Linked DNA regions of Homo sapiens: regions 1 and 2 are each linked to region 3. Evidence: chromatin loops called from intact Hi-C (ENCODE). Cell type or tissue: A673. All regions are shown on one strand. Each heading gives the region's core, and the rest is flanking DNA. Links, peaks and the distances in the headings are about the cores only. Region 1 has its middle 130 kb from the start of DKK2. Region 2 has its middle 340 kb from the start of PAPSS1. Region 3 has its middle 58 kb from the start of DKK2.

Region 1 (8,415 bases), core at 44-8,043, 70 kb after region 3:
AAAATATATCATGAAGGACACTAACTGAAGAAAAGCTGAAATAGCTATGTTATTCTCAGACAAAGTAAACTTCAGAATGAGGAATAATGTCAGAGATAGAGAGGGGCACTATGTAATGAAAAAGCAATTCATATTATTCAATTATTCATATTCAATCCATATTCAATTATTTAAGAATACAACAATCTTTAACATGGATGCACCTAGCAACAGAGCATCAAGATACATGAAACAAAAACTAATAAAACTGCAAAAAGAAATAGACACATTCACTATTATAGCTGGAAACTTGAACACTCTTTTTTCAGTAATGGATATATGAAGCAGGCAGAAAAATCAGTAAGGATATAGTTAAACATAACAGCAATATTAATTGACTGGATTTAATTGACATTCATAGAATATTTCATCCAACAACAGCAGAATACACATTCTTCTTGAGCTCACATTCACCAAGATAAACCATATTTTAGGTCATAAAACACATTTTAACAAATTTGTAAGGATAGAAATGATTCCAAGTATATTCTCAGACCACAATGGAATTAAACTAGAAATCAGTAAAGGGAAAATACTTAAAAATCCCCAAATATTTGGAAATTAAAAAACACACTTCTAGATAACACATGGGTCAAAGAAGAAATTGCAACTTAAAATTTAAAAATGATCTATTTTTTAACCAAATGAAATTTAAAATACAACTTATGAAAATACCTGTAATGCACTGAAAGTTGTGTTTAAAGAAAAATATACAGCATTAAATGAATACATTAGAAAAGAAATAAGATCTGAAAATAATAAGCATCTATGCTTATTCCTTAATAAACTAGAGAAAAAGACCATTACAAGTCTAAAGGAAAAAAGAAAAGGAAAAATATCAGAGCAGGCATCAATGAAATTGAAAACAGAAAAACAATAGAGAAAATTAGCAAAATCAAAATCTGGTTCTCTAAAAAACCAATAAAATTTATAAACATCTAGCTAGGTTAGCTAAAAAAGAAAGAAAACATGAATTACTATGATCAGATATGGAAAAAAGAATCATCACTACTGATTTCATAAATATTAAAAGAATAATAAAAGAAAATTATGAGCAACTCTAGGCTTCTACATTTGATAACTTGGATAAAATAGATCAATCTTTGAAGGACAGAAACTACCAAAACTCACATAAGGAAAAACAGGTAATTTGAAGAAGCCTATATTACTAATGAGATTGAATTAATAAAAATCTTCACAAATAGAAAGTCTTAAGTTCAAATGCCTTAGTGGTGAAATCTACCAAATATTTAAGGAAGAAATAATGCTAAATCTTTACTGATTCTTTCAGGAATTAAAAGCAGAGGGTAACACTTCACAACCAATTCTATGAAGCCAGTACTATTCTAATACCAAATCCAGATAAATGCATTATAAGAAAAGAGATCTAAAGATTAATATCTCTTATGAACATAGTTCAAAAATTCTCAACAAAATATTAGAAAATTAAATCTTATATATATAAAAATAATTATACACTGGTATCAAGTGGGATTTATTCTAGGTGTGCAAGCCTTGCTTAACATTTATAAATTAATTAATTCAATCTCACATCAAAATGCTAAAGAAGAAAAATCATATGATTGCATTAATTGATGCAGACAAAATATTTAATGAAATCCAGGAGCCATATATACATAGAAATTCTCAGTAAACTAGAAGAAGAGAAATTTCTTCATTGATTAAAAAAAATCTAGAAAAAAAACTAACATCACACTTAAAGGTGAGAAAATGCATGCTTTCCCACTAAGATCAGGAACAAGGCCAAAATATCACTTCTCTCAATTCCTATTCATTACTCTACTAGAAGCCCTAGCTAGTGTAACAAAATAGGAAAAGGAAGTAAAACATGAGAGTATTGAAAATTAAGAAATAAAGTTATTCTTTGTTCTCAGATAAAATAGTGATCTATGCAGAAAAACTAAAAGGATTGACCAAAAGTTAAAAAAGAAAAATGAAAAAAACTGGAAATATTATTCGAATTATTCAAATTATATGACATTCTGAAAAAGACAAAACCGTACAGAGAGTGAAAAGCTCCCTGGTTTTCAAGGGTTTGGGGGAGTACAGGAGAGTTAAGTAGGTGACATACAAGAGAATTTTATGGTGGTCAGACTATACTGTCTGCTACATAATGGTAGATGCACAACATTACATTTCAGTCAAAAGCCATACAGCTTCACAGTACAAAGAGTAAGTCAATGTATGCAATTTTTTTTAAGAAGCCATTTAGGAAGTAAAGGGGTCTCATTAAGAAATGTATAGTGTGACAAGATAATTTAGCCATATTACAAATTTATAAAACAACTACACTGAAGTGGGTGGAAAGAGAGAAAGTACAAACATAACTAACTTTACATGAGTCAAGTATATAAGACTAAAGGTAAAGAAGAACTGGATATAAGCACTGTACTCTAATTGATAAGGTTGTTTCCCACAGGGGTATGGGTTAAAAATTCTGATTATTCCTATGCATGTATATGAGGGTATAACAATTAAGTAACTGGATGGTGCATGGTTGATATCGGGAGCCAGGTTTCTCACTGGGGGAGTGGGAAATAACAGATAAACATGGAGAGGAGGCTAGAATGATCCATGTGGCATTGGATTAGAATTGGAGACATCAAAATGAATACGTATTTAGCTTAACACAGATGCAGATGCTTACATAAAAAATACTTATGGATAGGTATATTTGCATGCACTTTCTCTGTCAGTGGAGAAAGCTTCCAAGTCATGAGACCTCAGTAGAAACAGGCACACTTAGTGCCAACACCTTGATTTTTATTACAATTCTTCTGTAAAAGAAACTAGAGCTTCTTTGGAAACATATGTAATTCTAAGATGGGGAGAGAAAATCATAATCTTATATATAGAGAAAACTAATGACTCCATGAAAAGAACTCATAGAACTAATGAACAAATTCAGTAAAGTTGCAGGATACAAAATCAACATACAAAAATCAATATTTCTATATGCTAACAGTGATCAATCTGAAAAAGAAATCAAGAAGACAATTGCATTTACAATAGTTACCTAAGTAAATAAATAATAAAACGCCTAGATATTTAACCAAAAAAGTAAAACATTTATACAAGAAACACTATAAATTACCAATGAAAGAAATTGAAGTGGATATGAAAAAATGAAAAGATATTCCATGTTCATGAATTAGAAGAATTAATATTGTTAAAATATCTATACTACTCAAAGCTATCTACAGATCCAATGGAATCCCTATCAGATATCAATGACATTCTTCACAGAAGTAGAAAAAACAATACTAAAATTTGTATGGAACCGCAAAAGACCCCAAATAGCTAAAGCAATTCTGAGCAAAAGGAACAACACTGGAGGCATCATACTATATGATTTCAAATTATACTATAAACCTACAGTAATCAAAACAGCATGATGCTGGCATAAAAGCAGATGTATAGACCAATGGAAAATAATAAAGAACCCAGACATAAATTCATGTACTTATAGCCAACTTATTTTTTAAAAAGGTGCCAAAAAGATAGATGGGGAAGGACAGTCTGTTTAATAAAAGGTCCTGGGAAATTTGATATCTATATGCAGAAGTATAAAACTAGATCACAATCTTTCACCATATACAAAAGTCAACCCAAAATGAACTAAAGGCTTAAATGTAAGACCTGAAACTATGAAAGTACCAAAAGAAAACAATGGAGAAATGCTACATGATAGTGCTCTGGACAAAGATTTTTTAAGTAAGACCTCAAAAACATAGGTAACAAAAGCAAAAATGGACAAATGGAATGAATGATATCAATCTAAAAAGCTTCTGTACAGCAACACAAACAATAAAGCAAAGAGACAATCTACAGAATGGGGTGAAATATCTGGAAACTATCCATCCAACAAGGAATTAATAATCAGAATATAATAGGGAACTCAAAAACTTATTAGCAAAAAAAAAAAATCCAATTTTTAAAAATGGCCAAAAGACCCAAATAGACATTTTTCTAAAGAAGACATACAAATATGGCCAACAGGTGTATGAAAAAATGCTCAACATCGCTAATTATCAGGAAATGCAAACCAAAACCACAAGACATCATTTCCTCCCAGTTAGAATGGCTATTATTTTAAAAATATTAAAATACTGGTGAGGATGTAGAAAAGGGAAAATGCTCACACACACAGTTGGTGGGCATGTAAAGTAGTACAGCCATTATGGAAAACAGCTTGAGTTTCCTGAAAAAAAAAAACTAAAAATGGAACTACCATATGATCTGGCAATCCCACTCCTGGGTATGTATCCAAAAGAAAGGAAATCACTATAACTGCACTCCCGTGTGTCTTGCAGTACTATTTACAATAGCCAAGACACAGAATTAACCTAAGTGTACATCAACAGATGAATGAATAAAGACAATATGGTGTATATAAGTAATGGAAAATTATTCAGCCAAAATAAGAAGGATATCTGTCATTTGTAGCAACATGGATGGAACAGGAGATCATTATGTTAGATGAAATAAGCCAAGAACAGAAAGACAAATATCACATATTCTCCCTCATATGTGGGAAGTAAAAATGCAGATAGCATAGAGGTAGAGCATAGAAGTTACCAGTGGCTGAGAAGGAAGGAGGGCAAGGGATAAAGAAACGTTTGTTAAGGGGTATACAGATACAGTTAGAAGAAATAAGTTTTACTATTCTTCTATATATATATAATTTCTATATATATATTCTATATATATAATTTCTATATATATATTCTATATATATATAATTTCTATATATATATTCTATATATATAATTTCTATATATATATTCTATATATATATAATTTCCCTATGTATAGTGGGGAAATTATAGTTAACAATAATTTATTGCAAATTTCAATGTTTGAGGTGATGGATATCCCAATTACTCTAATTTGATCATTACACATTATGTACAGGTATGCAAACATCACATGTACCCCCAAAATATGTACTATTATACATCAGTTTTTAAAAAGTAAAAAAGAGAAAATATATAAAGAAACCTAATACATGACACTTGATATTGGCAGTGGAAATGAATTAGAGGAAACTATTGATACTAAGTAATGGCACTGAGATATTTGGTTTTCCATATGAAAAATATATGATATATAAATAAAATATACATACTATTAAAAAAAGAAAACCTACAAGATAGTGCTGCAGCATCTTATAGTGCCAGAAAGTAAGGAGGTACTCCAATAAAAGAAGAGAAAATGAAGGAAGGAAGGAGGAAGGAAGGAAGGAAGGAAGGAAGGAAGGAAGGAAGGAAGGAAGGAAGGAAGGAGAAACAGTCATAAAACTTAATTAATTTTCATATTCTGCTTTGGATAATGAAAGAAGAGAGTCTCAGAAAATAACAAATGTCTTTCTTGCAAAATATCTCTTTTAGAGTTCAGAATTACAATAATATTATGCATCAGGAAAAAAATAGCCTTGCTCATAGATTTCTCAGTTACTTGTGTTGCATATTTCTAGAAACCAGACAGGTCAAGTTTGTTGTTACTCCTTTCTGTCCTGCTGAATCAGCACAGAAAAGCTAGTACTGGAAACAGAATACTGTACTGCTCTCATAGTTGGGATATGGAGATTTTGATGCTTACTCCTTCTCACCATTCCCTTGTCAATCTCATTAGAAGTAGGTCAATATCTCTATTTTTCTTACAGCCTAGTACACGAGTTAGATGCTAGACATATACATTTTTGGTTATTGGCTAGCTTCATTAATATGCTAATACAGTAATAGTTATAAAGCCTTAGCATGATTCTTCAACCACACAGAAATGTAAATTACATGACTGCAATAATCAGGTAGCTAGGTAAAGCAAGTCGACTTCAAATTGTATTGTCGAGTATTTTATACAAAGAAAACCAATATGCATTGTTTGAAGTTGAAAGACACAATGTTTAATACAATAAAACAAACATTTGTTATTAGGAATCTAAAAGCACAACTAAGAGATAGTTATAATGATTTGGATTTCATAATTTATGCAAGCTCAAAACTCTGCATCCCTGCACTGCACATAAAAGCATCTGCATGTCATGTGTAATTCCTTCCACTGGCTACACCACACCATCGCTGCTCATGTGATGTTGTCCTTTGGTTGAAAATAAAAGTACTTCTAGATAGATTAGAAATGTTCCTTAAACTAAAATGAACAGTGCTGAAGCCTAAGGCTAGAGTCTACTGATGCTACTCATTCACAAAGGAAATAGAATTTCAGGAGGCTCATTTCTGATTAGGTCATACTAAATATAAAGCAATCTCAATGTAAAATATAATAGGTTTACCCAAGCAAATAATTTTCTTTTCCAATGGCACAACTTATCAAAACTTTTATCATGTGCCTTCCTTATAAACTGACAGTTTAATACTCTTGAGGATTTATTACAGTAATCATTGAATCATTCAAAAGAAATGCTTAATAACAGGATGTTTGTATGTAGCAGAATAATATACGCTAATTGTTTGCAGTCTCTCACTTTCCAGGATGCTAACTTTTGTCCATTGAACTTACTACATAGCACATGATCAAATATAGGTTTGAATGACATTGTTTCACAAATAAACATTACCTGCCATTTACCCTGTATCACCATTGTGATCTTTCTAGCATATTATGAATATTGAGCCTGAGTGAGGACTTTGATAACAAATAAGTTGGTGAAAATATTTCTAATTAAATTTTAACTTGGTTAAAATTTTTATGACATTTAAAACAGTTTTGGAAACATCATAATGTTTGAGATTATGAAATTTTTATAATTATGTACATTTTTAAATAAAAATTATATACAACAACAACACCATCAAGACAAATTTAAAGCAATACAGGGCCAACTTTAAAATCAGAACATACACATACATACACAGATCCTTATATAATAGGAAGCAAGATGAATATTTTTAAAAGCATAAACAGGCCAGGCGCCATGGTTCATGCCTATAATCCCAGCACTTTGGGAGACCAAGGTGGCCGGATCACTTGAGGCCAGGAGTTCTGACCAGCCTGGCCAACATGGCAAAACCTCGTCTCTACTAAAAATACAAAAATTAGCTGGGCATGGCAGCGCACGCCTGTCATCCCAGCTCCTCAGGAGGCTGAGGCAGAAGAATCCCTTGAACCCAGGAGTCGGAGATTGCAGTGAGCTGAGATTGCACCACTGCACTCCAGGCTGGGCGAAAGGGCGAGACTCTGCCTCAAAAAAAAAAAAAAAAAAGCATAAACATTTATTATGCATTTGGACTTGCACATTACACAAAGTACTTCTGAAAAAGAAAGACTTTATCACCTCCATGGCAAAATTGCTCTGTATCTCCATCCACCAACAATCATACACATGGAGAAAGAAAGAAAAAAAAATGAAACAGTAAAGGAGATAATTAAAATTTCCATTGAACCTTGTTATATTAGAGCCCACTATAGAAATGTGGGGTGGGGCTTTTACTCTGAATCAACAGTGACTCTCTTAATATAATGTAACATTTATAACCAGCATTGCCATGTCCTTGCTACTTGATGCAACAACATAGGGCAACTCCAGGGAATCAGGAATAACACATGTTTTAGTTTTATCCAGTTTCACTATTATGACTTTGGTCACCATAACTAGAAACAGACAGGTGAGCAAAAGAACAGAAAAAGACAAAATATTACAGTATTTTCTCATTTTTGAATGTCCATTGCATTCCTACCGTTGTATTATGGGCAGCTTCTAAGGAATACAATTCACTCCATTCTTTGCATTCTAAACATCTATAGCCCCATTACAACTGGTTATCTTGCAAGAAGAAGAATTTAATCCCAGGAATTTCTCACTTATGTCAATGTAAAGTGGTATTAACTATAGTGTTCATAAATTCTATCTGTAAACATAAATAATCACAAAAACATTGAAGGGAAAATTAATCATACAGGAAATCATACATGATAGTGAGGACTATGAGATGATGGGGCAGTGGGAGAAGGGATGAGCTGGAACTTATTTTTAGTCTTTTTCCACAATCACCAATGTAGAATTTGGGAAAGTATTAACTCTCTCTAAATCTCAGCAATTTCCACTCTATAAAATGGAGATTATAATACCAATTACACAAAATTGTCATGAAAACAAAATGAGATACTGTAAATGAAATGTTAAATCAATTGTAATGTGAGAAAAAATATGACATTATTATTAAAATATCAGCTTGTGTCCTTTTGTTCTTTTCAAGATTTGTGAATAGCAATATAAAACAATGATGTTAGCTGTTGGCACAATATCTAGTCTAACATAGTTCAGTTAATTTTGAAATATATTTATATCAAAATTATCCGTGAAAAAGCCATTGTGTATGTAATCAACAGCTCATT
Region 2 (8,415 bases), core at 176-8,175, 280 kb after region 3:
TAGACTGCTAGCTGTAATGTTAGCTGTTCATTGTATAGCTAAAGGGACTGTCCATGAAAGTAACAGTTTATAAGCTGAACTTCACTGAAATCAAAAACTTCTGCTCTATGAAAGACAATGGCAAAAGAATGAGAGGATAAGCTACAGACTAGGAAAAATATTTGCAAATGACACACCAGATAAAGGACTGTTCTTCAAAATACACAAAAACTTCTCAAAACTCAACAACTAGAGAACAAAAAATTCAATTTAAAAACATGCAAAAATCCTAAACAGACACCTCACCGAAAAAGATATACAGATTGCAAATAAGTGTATGAAAAGGTGTATAACATCATATAGCATCAATGAAATGCAAATTAAAATAACAATGTGATACTACTACATACCTATTAGAATGGCCAAAATCCATAACATAAAACACATCAAGTGCTGGCAAGTATGCAGAGCCAGATGACTCTCATTCATTGCTGGTGGGGAACACAAAATGATATAGCCACTTTGGAAGAGAGTTTGGCAGTTTCTTGTAAAACTAAACATACTCTTACCATATGATCCAGCAATTATGCTCCTCAAAATTTACAAAAAGGAGTTGCACATACAAAAATCTGCACACAGAATTTTATAATAGCTTTATTCATAACTACCTAAACTTGGAAGCAACAAAGATGTCTTTCAGTAACTAAATGCATAAATAAACTATTCTACATCTAGACAATGGAATATTATTCAGTGCTAAAAAGAAATGAGCTACCAGGTCATGAAAAGACATGAAGGATCCTCAAATCCATGTTACTAAGTAAAAGAAACCAATCTGAAAAAGCTACATCCTATATGATTCCAATTATTTGACATTCTGGGAAAGCCAAAACTATACACAAAAGTGAAAAGATCAGCAGTTGCTGAGATTTGGGGTGGGTAGAGAGGAATAAATAGGCAGAGCACAGAGAATGTTTAAGGTAGTAAAAACACTCTATATGGCATTATAATGACCAATGCATGTCATTATACATTTGTCCAGACCCATAGGATATACAAAACCGAGAATAAACCCTAGTGTAAATCATGGATTTGGGCAATTACACTGTGTCAATGTAGGTTCATCAGTTGTAATGGTTGTACCACTCTGGTGGGGATATTGATACAGAGGAGGCTGTACATTTGTGGGGCAGCTAGTATATGAAAAATCTCTGTACTTTTCTCTTAATTTTGCATGAATCTAAAACTCTTCTTAAAGATAATAAAGCATTTTAAGTCCCAAAACAAATAATTTCAGAGCATATTTGAGTCTATTAGTATCCCAATATTATGATTTAGAAAGTCTATCTGCTTAGAAGATTTAGAAATCATATCACCCAGAAAACTGAACAGAGACTGAGCAACAGAAGACTCTGCTTTTGTGGTTGTTACTGTTACCTTGCCTCAGTAATCTCATGTAAATGGTTTGAAAGCAAAAGAAAGAATTGTCTAAAATGAGGACTTCTCACTAATTTAATCTAATTGTTACAATCTGATGATCCTTTAATATTGCTTCCCCCTTCTTCACACACACACACACACACACACACACACACACACACACACCTCCCAAAGGGTTTCTTAGCAAAAGATGGACAAGTTTAAGAATAAGATATATCTTTTTTTCATGATTTAATTAGTAAAATAAAAGCCAAATTTTTGGTTCCAGAAACTAGGAAGATAAAAAAGCAGGATTGTTCAATCACTTTTATCATTCACTTTCCTCTTTGAACAAATAAAACTCTCATAAAAACTCCCATTAAAAATCAAAATGCATGTTGAAGTCCAATTTAATGATTTAAGAGTTAATTCAGAAGTTACTTGTGACTCTGAATCCCTCTGTAATTTTAAAATTGTAGCATGAAATCAGCAAGGAAAGAAATAGTGATGATTGAACTTTATTCTCTTTTTGCCATTTCAATGCAGAGACAGTATTTCTGGTGCAAAAAAAAAAAAAGTCAGCAAATTACCACATCAGCAGCAAATCCCAAAGAGATCATAAAAAACACTCTTTTCTAAGTCTGTCCAAATTTATCCCCCTAGTGTCAATATAATATGGTCTTTTAATGGGATATTACACAATAAAATACACAAATAAAATTAACTGAATTCATCAACATACGAAGACCATGTGTTTACATATCAAGAGTGATTGGCAGTTAAAGACTCATAAATCATAAGCCAAAGAGGGACACTGCAAGTGTGCTTTTCTATCCTCCTTACCCCTGCTGTTTCAGAGGCATGCTCTTTAATGGTTTTGCACTTGGGTATAAAGTAATTAGCAGGCCTAGCCTGAGTGAAACAGAAAAATAGTAGAAACAGAGCTGAAATCATTGGGACAATTATTACCATCTTTGATTGAGTATATACCCAGCACATAACACCGTGGTTTACCTAAACCACTCCAGATTGATTTATATGGATTTTTTCATATAAATAGTGAACAAAGAAAACAATTCAAATAGGTTCCACTATTCATTTCCTAAGTGTTGGTGCCAGGCATTTAGCAAGATACTACAAACACAGTAATGACCAACTAAGACAGTCTCTGCCTTTCATGGAGCTTTGAGAGGGGAAGAAAAAGAGAAAAGCAAATGTAGTTTAAACATTAAAGAGAATATGTGTATATTTCTTGCAATGATTTAATGATTTGCCCTACACTGTGAGCAACTCAAAGCCGTAAAGTTTTTTTCATCTTTTTTATGGACTATGAAAAGATACAGTAGTTGCTCAATGCCCATTGTATCTTTTTGGAATAAAATGTTTCTGGAAATATCTACATGTATATGAAACACATATATATTTATATATGGAACAAGCAGGTGATGATTTAAAAGGACATTCCTCTTTGCATTTCTCATTTCTAAAATGATATGTACTCTTCTAAAGACTTTTTGAGAGGTAAAAAAATCTTAAATAATTTTTTGTAATCAGTCTTAAAATACACCCAAATATGGCCAGGCCATTTTTTGGCCATACATAGTGCACATAAGAACACTTAATACAGTACTATGAACTTATCAACACTCACAAATGTTATCTGAATGAAATAAAGTATGAATCAATTATGCAATGATTAAAACATGGGCATGAAATTATCAGAAGCATCCGCTTCACTTTGGCATCAATAAAATGAACTTCAGGAAACATGGAACATCCAGACTTTGTCCCTCATCTGGACATCAGTGTATTGGCAAACCTACTCTCTTTATAGTGTACGTATGTAAGATATGTATGGCATATTGCATAAATAGTATATATTGTCTCTTCTGACATTTCTGATTCACAGTCCTTTCAGTTCCACTTGTGATAATTTTTTCATCATCTTATAATTCACAAGACGCCTATGATCATCTCAACCAGTCTATTAAATGACAACTCATCTCTCCAGGTCTTTCCTTTTCAGCAAGGTCTCCCTTAATTACCTTACTTAAGATTATACTTCTCTTTACCTCAGCACTGTCTCTCCCCTTACCTTAGTTTATTTTTCTTCAAAGCCCTTTTTACTCTGTAATTTCTCATTTGCTATGTAAGTTCCATGTGAGACAGGGATTTTATCTTTGTTTTTTATTGTTGTATTCCCAGCACTTAGAACAGTGCTTGGCACATAGGTTTTCAAAACCTATTTCTTGACTGAATATGCTCCTGACAAAGAAGTCTCCAAACCGCTATGAGGTGATTATAGGGCTAGCTGTCCTCTAATAGTGACAGTATAAGCTATATTCAGTAAATTTGAGACTTTAATTTTTCTTTTGAGCTCTAGAAATAAACCAGGAACTATTCGTTCCCATATACATCAGGTGGTTTCTCTCCTTTACACCTTTCCTCAAGTTTTCCCTCTTTTAGGAATGTCCTTCTATCACCCAAACTCTTCTCTGCCTGGATAATTCCTGCTAATTCATTCAGTCTCAATGTACAATGTATCTACTACCTGAATTGCTCCCTGACACCACCTTCTGCCACCTCCCCCACTGGGAGCGTGGGCTCTGACCCCATGGCAGCGTCTAGGGTTGAGTGTTTACAGCTCTGGAAGCCCCAGTAGCCATGTGTTACATACAGTGTGCTCTTTCAGCTTAGCTGTCCACAGGCAGCTTGATTTAATTAGCTCAATTAGACCCTCTGCCTTACAGCAAGGACAGAGGCTTTCTGTATCATGGGGTCCTTACCCTAGTGTTCCAAAAAAATCAGATCACATTGGGGGCTTGGAGAATGAGTGCAAGGTTTTATTGAGTGGTAGAAGTAGCCCTCAGCAGATAGATGGGGAGACAGTAGGGGGATGGAGTGGGAAAGTGGTTCCCCCTGGAGTGGTGTCACTCAGCAGCCAGGATCTCCTCCAACCACCCTCTGCTGAATTCCCATCGGCATCCATGTTGTTCTGCCATCAGTGTACTGCCAGTGTCTGTCTGTGTGTTCTTCTGCCGGTGTGTTTCGCTTTATGTCCATCCATTTGTGTCTGTGCCTGCTAGGGTCTCGGGGTTTCTATAGACACAGGATGAAGGGCAGGGTGAGCCAGAGTGGTCTTGGAAAATGCAACATTTGGGCATGAAAACAGGAGTGCCTGTCGTCACTTAGGTCCATGGGCACAGGCCCGAGGATGGAACCCTTGCCAGGGACCCTGTGCTTCTCTGCCCAGCACTTTCCTGTCCCCTTCCCATATCAGTATCACAGCCCTGAGTTCTGGGGTGTCTTGGCCCTTAGCGTACTATCTTGAAATTGCTGGTTACTTACCTGTCTCCTCAATTAGAACATAAGCTCTTGTAGGACAGGGATTGTTTTAATGATCTTTGTATGAGTGCAACACAATGGAAACTGAATGACTAATTGAAATGAATTGAGTTTAATGCCCTTGGGACGAGCAACATCTAGTGATTCCATCAGAGGCAGGTGGTGTAGGGGGAAATGCAGGAAGTCTTAAGACCTGGACTCTAGTGCTAACTCTGACAAGGGTTAAACCCAAGACAGCTTCCAAATCTATAAGACTATAAGGCAGAAAGTATTCCATGTAACCCAATGGAAGTAGTTATTAAATAGGTTTTCATGCTCCATCTGCTGGTTAAATTCTACAAAAATCTCAAGACCTTTTTGAAATGGCAGAGTAAAGGACTTAGATATCAGCAATTCTTGCTTGTGACCAATTGTGGGATATGATGAGGTTTCTCTCCAAATAGCCTGATCAATCTTTTATTCTTTAATTCACAGTACCCCCCACCCCACCTCATTTTTCTTTTTCTCCTTTCTGCCTTTGTTACATGCCTGGACATGCCACAGTACCAGGCTTATCCATACTGCTCACATTCCTTTCCTTATTTGGAAAGAAGACTAGCTCTGTAGCTCATTGCAGACACCCCTTCCCCTTTTCCCCTCTCTCCCTTACGTGCCCACCTTATCTAAAGAAAGTTCAAATGTCTAGCCAACCGGGATTAGTTCAGATTGTGCGACCTGACCCTGGCCAGTGGGGAAAGGGTGCAAGGGCAGGACTTGCATCAGGAATAAAGGCTCTTGTGCCCCTTTGTTCAGGTGTGCTCTCATGGTGACTGGCCAAGGAGAAGCACCCCTCTGCACAGAAGTAAAATTGCTTTGCTTAGAATCCTTTGAGTGTTCAATCTCCTTAGGATTTTGAGTGTTATTCCCAACAATTCTGGTGCCCAACTTTGGGGCTTGAATATTCTACTTCGGGAAGGGGGTCTTCGGTCACCCCACCCAGGGGAGATGCATCCCACTGTCTATAGTTATGGTGGCCCAAGGGTGAGGGAGATCAGGCCCCACCCGTTGTGACGAATAAATCTGGATTCTCAGCAAAGCGGGGAGGAGATGCTTGTAAGACCGAGGCAATAAGAGGACCAGGTAATTCTTGTGCACAGAATAAGGCAGGAGACTTTGCAAAGGCGACAAAGTATTTCCTTGGTGATTGGGATAATTTGGAGGTTGAGAGTGTGTAAATGGGGCTAAGCATTATGGTTGTGTGGAGTGAGTCTTCTCTGCGGTTTTGTGCTGCCATCTATCAACTATGGGCAGGAACAATCAGAGTAGACAAAGAGAAAGAAAGATGCAAGGAACTTCCAGAGGGATGAGCTATAGGATATGCAGGAAACCCCTAATGGGAGAGGTTAAGCCTCCAGAAAGAGAGAGGTGAGACACCTCTAATACCAGAGGTTGGACTCCCTCTTAAAAGCCTCAGTAAGCCTCCAGAAAGGGGGAGGTGAGACACCTCTAACACGAGAGGTTGGACCCCTTCTTAAAAGCTGCAGTGAGCCTCCAGAAAGAGGGGGGTAGACACCTCTAACAGGAGAGGTTGTAGCCCCTCCCCACCAATAACCTCTAAGATGGGGAATGTTTCAAGTAAGACAGGAAAACTAAAGAGTCTAGAAAGTGATGAAATTACTTCTGATAGCCCCTTGGGGCTTATGCTGAAGTACTGGAAAGATAAAGAGAGAACCAAGTATAAACGAAAACAGTAGATGATAAAATGTTGTTGTTTTATTTGGGTTCGAGAACCCATCCTTAAACCCTCACATTTCTGGCCAAAATTTGGGTCTAATGAGGAGCAGATTTGTCAGCTCTTAATCGAGCGTGTTAAGGATAAGAGTCCTGTCTCCCAGGAAGAAATCGTTTACGCCCTCTGTTGGCAGCAGGGGCCTGTCCTCCTTTACTCTTTAGAATCTAGAGGGAGAAAGCCAAAAACCAACCTCTCTAGAAGGGAAAGACCGGTGTCTAGACAACCCACACCCACTAACACGTGGGTCTAGATCATCTTCCTCCATTCAGTGCCCCCGATCCCGCTCCTCTGGTTTCCGTTTCAGGTCCCTCCCCTGCTTCCTCTTCCTGCTGTCCCTGATCCCGCCCCTCCGGTTCCCATTTCAGGTACTTCCCGTGCTTGCATCCCTCTTCCAGCTTTTCCGATCCCGCTCCCCCGGTTTCTGTTCCAGGCCACTCCCCAGCCTGTGCCTTCCCTCCGGCTGTGGTTTTGGGTTACTCCCTAGCCGTTTCAGGCCACTGCCTTACTTGTGTTACTTGCCGGTGTTCTATTCCCCCAGCTGCTGCTATGGATCCCTCACCCACTTGTGGTGCCTCTACTCATATTGCTCCTCCTCCCTATAATCCCGACTTTGCGGAATAACCATCTTGTGAGCCTGCCCCCACCAACCTATTAAGTATCCCTCATTAAAGGAGCTTCAACGTGAGATAGAGCAATGTAAAAAGGATATTAAAAACTTTCCATTTCTCTCCACACCTAGAGAGCCAGATCTGACTCTTTCCACTAAGAGAGGTACCACAAGGATGGGGCGGGGGGCTATTGGCTTTGTGAACGCCCCCTTGACTAGTTCGGAAGTCAGGTATTTTAAAAAGAGCCTAAGCCACTACTGGATGACCCTTATGAAGTAGCAGATCAAACTCATCAATTTCTAGGGCCTCACATATACTCTTGGGCTGAGTTGATGTCCATCTTGGGCATCCTCTTTTCTGAGGAAGAATGAAGTATGATTCGGAGGGCTGCTATGGCACTTTGGGAACGTGAGCACCCTCCTGGTCAAAATGTTCTTTCTGTGGGCTATAAATTTCCCACTCAAGACCCCCATTGGGACAGTAACAATGCAAATCACTGGGAAAATATGCAGGACCTAAGGGAGATGATAATAAAAGGAATTCAAGAATCAGTACCCCAAACTCAAAATCTTTCTAAAGCATTTGATATTCAACAGGAAAAAGATGAGGAACCCACTGGATTCTTAAATAGATTGAGGGAGCAAACGAGACAGCATGCAGGCCTTGATTTGGAAAACCCCTCAGACAAGGAATGTGAAAACTTCACTTTGTTACTAAAAGTTGGCCAGACATTTCAAAAAAATTACAAAAGATAGAAAATTGGGAGGACCATCCCCTGAGTGAATTGCTCAGGGAGGCTCAAAAAGTATATGCAAGAAGAGACAAGGAAAAACAAAAACAAAAGACAAAACTTATGTTATCCACCTTCCAACAGATAGCTCCAAATCCGCATATCCCTAAGCAAGGCTTTCAAGGGGCCAGAGATTATAAGGGGCCTAAACCCTCCTTGAGAGGATCCAAGCCTCCATCTGGAGGGTCAAGGCCCTCATTTAATAAGCCCCCTAAGGGGTATAGGGGAGCAAGGGCAGAGAATGCTAAGACTGAGAAGGAGGAAGGACAAGATAGATATTACAGATGTGGAAGAACAGGCCACTTCAAGAGGGAATGTCCTGAACTAAAGAAAGAGAGAGAAACTTTCACACTCATGACTTTGGAAGAACAATAGGGGAGTCAGGGGCTCTGCCTCTTTTATTTTGAGCCCCACCAGGAGCCCTTGATAAATTTGGAGGTGGGACCTAAACATGAATTTATCACCTTTTTACCTGATTCAGGGACTTCATGCTCCTCTGTTTG
Region 3 (8,415 bases), core at 369-8,368:
TCACATTACCCAACTTCAAACTATAAAGCAGGGCCACAGTAACCAAAACAGCATGGTACTGGTACAAAAACAGACACATAGACGAATGGAACATAAGAGAGAGCCCAGAAATAATGCTGCACACCTATAACTATCCTATCCTTGACAAAAGCCACAAAAACAACCAATGGGGATAGGATTCTCCATTCCACCAATAAATGGTGCTGGGATAACTAACTAGCCATATGCACAAGATGGAAACTGGACAGCTTTCTTACACCATATGCAAAAATTAACTCAAGATGAATTAAAAACTTATATATAAAACCAAAAACTATAAAAACTCTGGAATATAACTTAGGAGATGTCATTCTGGACATAGGACCCCACAAAGACTTCATGACAAAGACTCCAAAAGCAATTGCAACAAATACAAAAATTGACAAATTGGAACTAATTAAACTAAAGAGATTCTGCACAGCAAAAGAAACGATCGACAGAGTAAACAGACAACTTACAGAATGGGAGAAAATATTTACAAAGTGTGCATCTGACAAGGTCTAATATCCCGAATCTATAAAAACTGAAACAATCCAATAAGCAAAAAACAAACAATTCGAGATTGGGCCACTGCACTCCAGCCTGGTGACAGAGCGACACTCTGTCTCAATAAATAAATAAATAAAATAAAAAAGTGGACAAAGGACATAAAAAGACACTTTTCAAAAGAAGAAATTCACGTGGCTAACAAGAATATGAAAAAATGCTCAACATTACTAATCATTAGATAAATGCAATTCAAAAACCACAATGAGATAACATCTCACACCAGTCATAACAACTATGATTAGAAAGTCAAAAAAATAAAATAAAATAAAGGATGCTGGTGAGGCTATGGAGAAAAGGAAACACGCACTCCTGGTGGGAATGTAAACTGGTTCAGCAGTTTGGCAATTTCTCAAAGAACTTAAAACAGAATTACCATTTGACCCAGCAATCTCATCATTGGGTATATACCAGAAGAAATATAAATCATTCTACCATAAAGACACAAGCACGTCTATGTTCACTGCAGCACTAACCACAGAAACAAAGATGTGGAATCAACCTAAATGCCCATCAATGAAAGACTGGTTAAAGAAAATGTGTTACATATACACCATGGAATACTACGTAGCCGTAAAAAGAATGGGATCATTTCCTTTGCAGCAACATGGATGAAGCTGAAGGCCATTATTTTAAGCAAACTAATAAAGGAACAGAAAACCAAATTCCACATATTCTCAGTTGTAAGTGGAAGCTAAACAGTGAGTACAAATGGACACAAAGAAGGGAACGACAGAGACTGGGGCCTACTTGAGGGTGGAGGGTGGGAGGAGGATAAGAATAAAAAAACTACCTATTGGGTATTATGCTTATTACTGCGGTGACAAAATAATTTGTACACCAAACCCCACAGCATATAATTTACCTATATAGCAAACCTGCGTATGTACCCCTGAACTTAAAATGAAAGGGTTTTTTTTTTTTTAAGTTATCTAGAAGATCTAGCTAAGATAGTTGATGAAGATTGCTATACTAACCAACAGATTTTCAGTGTGGAAGGAATAGCCTTCTAGTGGAAGATGATGCCATCCAGGATTATCATAGCTAGGAGTCAATGCCTGGCTTCGATGCTCCAAAGGACAGTCTGACACTCGTATTAGGGGCTAATGTGGCTGGTGATTTTAATTTGAAGCCAATGTTCATATACCATTCCAAAAATACTAGGGCTCTTAAGAATTATGCTATATCTACTCTGCCTGAGATCTGTAAATGAAACAACAAAGCTTGGATGACAGAATAGCTGTTTACAGCATGGTTTACTAAGTATACTAAGCCCGCTGTTGAAACCTACTGCTCAGGAACAAAAGGTTTCTTGCAAAAGATTACTGCTCATTGACAATGCACTCGGTCACCCAAGAGCTCTGATGGAGACTTACAAGGAGATTAATGTGTGTGTGTGTGTGTTTTCCTGATAAGAAGACATCCATTCTGAAGGCCATGGATCAAGGAGTAATTCCAATTTTCAAGTATTATTTAAGAAATATATTTTGTGAATCTGTAGGTGCCGTAGAGCATGATTTCTCTGATGGATCTGGACAAAGTTGTTGTTAGCTGGTTGTTATGTAGACTTGATGCTGTAGTTGCTTAATACTGTCTGTGGGCTCTTTGCTTAAGTGTGTTTTTGTGGCAGTAGATGTTCTTTTGATTCCATGTTTAGCACTCCCTTAATGACCTCTTGTAAGGCTGCTCTAGTGGTAACAAATTTTATTCATGTTTGCTTGCCTGAGTAGGCTTTTATTTCTCTTTCACTTGTGAAGCTTATTTTGGTGGAAGGTAAAATTCTTCACTGAAATGTGTGTGTGTGTGTGTGTGTATGCTAAAAATAGGTTCCCAATCTCTTTTGGCCTGTGAGGTTCTTACTGTGAGTATAGTCAGTTGGCTTCATTTCTCAATGAACTGCCACTCTAGTGGGGTTCCCTTTATACGTGACCTGACCCTTCTCTAACCCTTCTCTCTGTCTTTAAGATTTTTTTTTCTTTTGATGTTGGTGAATCTAATGACCATGTGTTTTGAGAATGGTTGTCTTAGATAGTATCTAGCTGGTGTTCTCAGTATTTCTTGTATTCGAATGTCAACCTCTCTAGCAAGATTAGAAACATTTTTGTGAACTATATCCTCAAATATATATTTTCCAAGTTGCTTACTCTCTCTCCTTCTTTCAGGGATGCCAATAAGCTGTAGGTTTTGTTTCTTTACATAATCTCATATTTCTCAGAGGTTTTGTTCACTTTTAAAAATTCTGTTTTTCTTAATTTTTATCTAATTAAATTGATTTGAAGAAACTGGTCTTTGAACTCAGATTTTTTTCTCACCTTGGTCTATGCTGCTGTTAACACTTCTGATTGTTAGGACATTCTTTTTTTTTTTTTTTTTTTGAGATGGAGTCTCCCTCTGTCACCCAGGCTGGCGTGCAGTGGCACAGTCTCGGCTCACTGCAAGCTCCGCCTCCCGGGTTCACGCCATTCTCCTGCCTCAGCCTCCCGAGGAGCTGGGACTACAGGCACCTGCCACCATACCTGGCTAATTTTTTCTATTTTTAGTAGAGACAGGGTTTCACCGTGTTAGCCAGGATGGTCTTGATCTCCTGACCTCGTGATCCGCCCACCTCAGCCTGCCGAAGTGAGGACACTCTTTTAGTGATTTCTTTCAGTTCCAGAAATTCACTTTGGTTCTTTTTCTTTGAGACGGAGTTTTTGCTCTTGTTGCCCAGGCTGGAGTGCAATGGCACAATCTCGGCTCACCACAACCTCCACCTCCCCAGTTCAAGTGATTCTCCTGCCTCAGCCTCCCCAGTAGCTGGGATTACAGGCATGCACCACCACTCTGGCTAATTTTGTATTTTTAGTAGAGACAGGGTTTCTTCATGTTGGTCAGGCTGGTCTTGAACTCCTGACCTTAGGTGACCCATCTGCCTCAGCCTCTCAAAGTGCTAGGATTACAGGCATGAGCCATGGTGCCAGGCCTTGGTTCTTTCTTAAAATGGCTATTTCATCTTTCAGATCTTGGATCATTTTGTTGAATTCCTTGTATTCCTTGGATTGAGTTTCAACTTTCTCCTGAGTCTTGATGAGTTTCTTTGCCATTCCAAGTTCTATGTCTGTCATTTCAGTCTAGTTAAGAACCATTGCTGGGGAGCGATTGGGCTCATTTGAAGGTAAGGGAACACTCTGGCTTTTTTAATTATCAGAGTTCTTGTGCTGGTTCTTTCTCATCTAGGAGGTCTGGTGTTTAAGTTGAGTATAGTCAGTTGGCTTCATTTCTCAATGCTTTCACAGGGCCAAGGCTCTGTACAGGATTTTTATTTGTCGCTGGATTCTTGCCTTTGCTTTCACAGGGGTGAATGTTAGCAGAATATTTTTTGATGTTGTAGTCTGGTCTGAGATCCAGTAGATGGCATGGAAGAGTAACAGCTGGTAGAAAAGCTCTTAGTCATGTGGCTCTTTATTTCCTTGCATTTGCAGGCATGCTTCTTAGTGGTGGGGGAAGAGACAACTTTCTCACCAGGTCTACTTCTGGGCCTTGGGGGAATCCCCCCATCACTGGTGTTACACACACATTCTTTTTTTAGGTGTTCCAGGCCACAAGCGCTCCTAAATAGGCCATATCCTTTTTGAACTGGCCCTGCAGAGGGAGGTATGCCCCATTCCCACACAGGTACACAAACCTGTGTGTCTCATCTTTCTCAGTGTTCTGAGGGTGGGCACTCCTCCCCGAATTCAGTGCCAGCCACAGATCTAGGCTTAGCACTCTCAAGCTGTGCACCACATCCCTTGGGCACTGGGACTGGCCTGCATTTTGAGTTGGGCTCCAGCTTCACTGGGGATCTGAACTGCTCCCCAGATGCTGGGAAAGTACTCAGGTGGAGCAAAGCACTGAGACTGGGCAGCAGAAGCTGTGCTGTGCACATGCTACTGCAGGTTAGCAAGGAAGGGGCCCTCAGAGGTTTGAGTGGGCCCTCCAGAACAGACATGCCCTAGTCCTGCAGGGAAGCTGGCCCTGCCTTCTCCTGGCCCAAAAGTCAGCTGGGGCTAATCCTTCTCAAAGGGAGATGGAGAACCCTGGGGGATGGGCACCTATAACCACACTTACGCAAGCTTCTCTGAGCACAAAAGCCCATGGGCTCCACGCCAGCTGAAACCCTGTCTCTCCCTACTCTCTGGGAAGATCCCTCTGCCTGCTCAAAAGTCCGTGGGAGATGTGAGGTGCCCTATAGATAGTATCCCAGAGATCCATGGCAAGAGCAGGCTGTGCCTCAGTAGTTTACCCACCTTTTTTTCCTGGAGCCAATTTGGGGCTGGGATCTAGCCCTAGCATTTGGGCACCCTGTGCAAGGTTCCCAGATTCCTCCCTCTTCAACTTGGGAGTCTATGTTACCTCTCCATCCACTCTCAGTGTTTTCTGTCAAAAGATCTGCTCAAATTATGTCTTTTAACTCCATATTTGGTCTCTCTCAGTGGGACGGGTGCTTCCTGGATGCATCTAGTTGGCCATCTTGTTCTCCCTCCCTTATTCATTCTTGCTGATGAAGAATTAACTTCCCCTCACTCTTTGCAGCACTGTAGGACTGAGGACTCTTTAGACCACAAAGGGCAACAGCTTGACTTAAATTTATGTAGCAAAACACAGACATGTGTGTAAACACACACACACACCCACAAAGGTTTTTGTCTACTTAACTAGAAAGTCAGAAAGTACCACAACTATATTCAAGAGTTTAAGTGCCCTCAAATACTTAAACTAACTCTTATTAACTACAAGAAGACTTCATATAGTAAAAGGAGTAGCTTTCAGGAAACCCTGATACTTATCTTTGGTGAAAACAGATATGCTTCCTTAAATTTCCATCCTCCACTTCTCCCATAATAATAGAATTTTTAACTATGCATATGGTTTTCCATGTAAGGGCTACTTTCCAAAGCCTCTCTTGCAGCTTAGAGTAACTGTGTAAGTAAACAATAGCCAATATGATCTGAGCAGTAGTAACATGTACATCTCCTATTTATGCCTTTGAAGGGATGGGGTGTATCCTCCTTTTGTTCTCTTCCTTCACACTAGCTGTCATGCAGACATATGGGAGAAGCTGGAACAATTATCTTAGACCATGAGACAGAAGCTGTATGTTTAACATTTCAGGGTAACACGACAAAAAGAGCTTGAGCTCTTAATGACTTGGTTGAGGAGAGCTACCATGCAGCTCAGACTTTTACATGACACATTAATGAGCTTCTATCTTATTTAAGCTAATGCTAACTTGAGGTCTTTGTCACATCAGCTGAATCATAGTCTAACAAATGCCATACCCTTTAAACATTATTATCCAAAAGGGCAAGAATCTTCTCCTAGCTCCAACATAAAGATTCTTAGAGAACCCTGATGGCCTGCGTTTGGTCACTTGCTTACCTTTGAATCAATCAACAATAGCAAGGGAGTTAAAAAAATTATTGTCTAGATCACACACCCATTCCTGTTACCAAATGAGTGCAATATTATGATCGGTAGTCCCAATAGAGTCATATTGAATGGGCGAGCTGCCATTTCTAAAAAGAAGGATGGTGCTAAATAGTGAAAAATGAGAGATGTTTCCCTGGAGATTAGAAAACACAAGTGAGAAACTTTAATAGTAAAATATATGTTTATATATTTAAAAACACATGAGGAAAAACAACAATAAATAAAGCTTCTCTAATTAGTAGTGTCTGTCTCTCAACTACCATTACCAAAATCAAGAATAAAACAAGTCTTAAAATCTAGAACATCTCAGTATAATAACTGATGCTTTTCCTCAGAAATTGTCTTTCTCATTATCCTAGAGACTTGGTAAGACTAAGGCAAGATTTCTAATCAGTGGTTTATCAATCTGCTCTTTGACTTTGATTTTGTTTCAAACAGCTGGTCCTGTTTTAGCAGGAGATTTTAAAGATCATGGACTTTGAATTGGAGTTGAAGATTCTAAATCCTCTCTGCTCCATTACTAAGTTTTCTACTCTTGATGATTACAAGTGTAAGTACCTTGTGCACAAAAATAGGGATATATGCCTAGCACACATAAAAGTACCTAACAGTCCCCATGACTTCTGTGTATCCTTTCACATTTGTTATTTGTGGACTTAACTCCAGTTTTATATCTTCTTTCTTTTTTTTCCCAAGGACTAATCTCTGCTTGATGTATCATTATCTGTTCCCTTTCCCTTGATATCTGGATTCATAAAGCCATCTCCCTTGGATATTCTTAAGGATGGCTTTGTTTTTCCTCTTGCTACATAAGTTAACATACTTAGAAGTTCACATTAGCTCCCAGAACTCTGTAAAGGTAAACTGCTCATGTAAGAGCCTCCCTATATCAAGCCATCTATTACTATGTCTTCGTCTGTGGCTATAGCCCATTTTACACCAGCATATTAAATAACAAAAGGGAGATAAATATTGAATCAAATCCATAATTCCAAATTTATTTGGTTTTTTATTTACTTATCCAATCATGACTCCCAGCCCAAAACAGTTAGAAATGTTATTTGTCAGAGACATAAATATCTAAGATGCTTTTCAATCCTTGAGTTAAACTTCTCAAAAGAGTCCACTAAAGAACAGGAAATGACTGCTTTTGCAAAAAAGAAATGAAGTTGAATGGGGAAAAAATTGACATTGGTTATAAACTAATTTTAAAAACCACATTTCCTGCATGGGTTCTGTACTTGTAAAATATTCTCCAAATTCTATTTATCATATATTATTTGTTTAGACACAGTTATCAGATAGCTGATAACAGACAACATGTTTATTTTCATTTTTTTCCTCACTTTGAGGACTTTTCCACAGAAAGGCTAAATTTATTTGTACAAGTATGCAAAGGAAATATTATCCTCTAGAGATTTCCACCTTTTTCTTGAGATCAGAAGCTGGATATCTCTTAATTTTGATATGCTCTCCTTTAGCAACTAAGACAAGCCATCAATTTTGTTTGTAAAAGGATCCATAGAGAGGAGGGGCAGGGCAAGATGGCCAAATGGAAGGCTCTACCAATCTTCCCCATCCAGGAGTACCAGATTTAACAACTATCTACAAATAAAAAGCACCCTCATAAGAACCAAAAATCAGGTCAGCATTCACAGTACCCGATTTTAACTTCATATCACTGAAAGAGGCACAGAAGAGGGTGGGAAAGACAGCCTTGAATTGCAAATGCCACCCCTCCACCATCCCCTGGCAGCAGTCACATGGCACAGACGGAGAATCTGTGGGTTGGGAGAGGGAGACTGCAGCAATTGTGAGACTTTGCATTAAACTCACTGTTGCCCTGTCACAGCAGAAAGCAACACCTGGCTGAACTTGTCGACACCTGCCTGTGAAGGGAACATTTACACAAGACCATCCCAGCAATTGAAACTTGAGTTCTGGCAAGCATCACCAACTCAGGCTAAAGTATTTTGGGATGCTACACAAACTTGGAAGGCAGTCTAGGCCACAAGGAATGCAGCTGTTAGGTGAGTCCTAGTTCTGAGCTAGCCTCAGAGCCAGCGGACTTGGGGGGCAGGTGATCTAATAGGACACCAGCCAGGTGGCTAAGGGATTACTTGTGTCACCCCTCCCCCAACCTTAGGCTGCACAGCTTGTGGCTCCAAAGGAGATCCCTTTCTTCTGCTTGAGGGGAGAGGAGAGAGAAAAGAGGACTTTGTCTTGCATCTTGGATATCAGCTCAGCCACAGCAGGATAGGGTACCAGTCAGAGTCGTGAGGCCCCCTTTCTAGACGCTAGATCCTAGACAACATTGTTAGACACACCCATTTTTAGACGCCAGAAGAGAACCCACTGCCTTGGATGGAAGGCCCCAGT

The links. Hi-C counts contacts between places; a loop is a spot of excess contacts. Peaks named below come from ENCODE experiments on the same cell type or tissue, not always from the same donor. Only the 100,000 strongest peaks of a DNase experiment are listed, where the experiment ranks them.
Region 1: it touches region 3 in a loop (9-fold over the local background); 3 of 110 quality-filtered maps call a loop at or near these places.
Region 2: a loop joins it to region 3, with 16 times the contacts of the local background. A loop is called at or near these places in 4 of 110 quality-filtered maps.

The regions. Positions count from the first base shown.
Region 1 is chr4:107,160,953-107,169,367 of GRCh38, forward strand. No RefSeq gene overlaps it. Among named protein-coding and RNA genes, the nearest start is that of DKK2, 130 kb to the left of the region's middle. In A673, for the core only: no CTCF peak of the experiment used is centred there; DNase peaks (open chromatin) are centred at 4,229, 5,419, 6,139 and 6,309; H3K27ac peaks cover 6,968 bases.
Region 2 is chr4:107,374,380-107,382,794 of GRCh38, forward strand. No RefSeq gene overlaps it. Among named protein-coding and RNA genes, the nearest start is that of PAPSS1, 340 kb to the right of the region's middle. RefSeq lists an enhancer at 4,925-5,506. In A673, for the core only: CTCF peaks have their summits at 5,101 (motif pointing left), 6,002 and 6,643 (motif pointing left); DNase peaks (open chromatin) are centred at 2,212, 5,062, 6,002 and 6,632; H3K27ac peaks cover 2,424 bases.
Region 3 is chr4:107,090,501-107,098,915 of GRCh38, forward strand. No RefSeq gene overlaps it. Among named protein-coding and RNA genes, the nearest start is that of DKK2, 58 kb to the left of the region's middle. In A673, for the core only: a CTCF peak has its summit at 3,963 (motif pointing right); DNase peaks (open chromatin) are centred at 3,991 and 4,671; H3K27ac peaks cover 1,390 bases.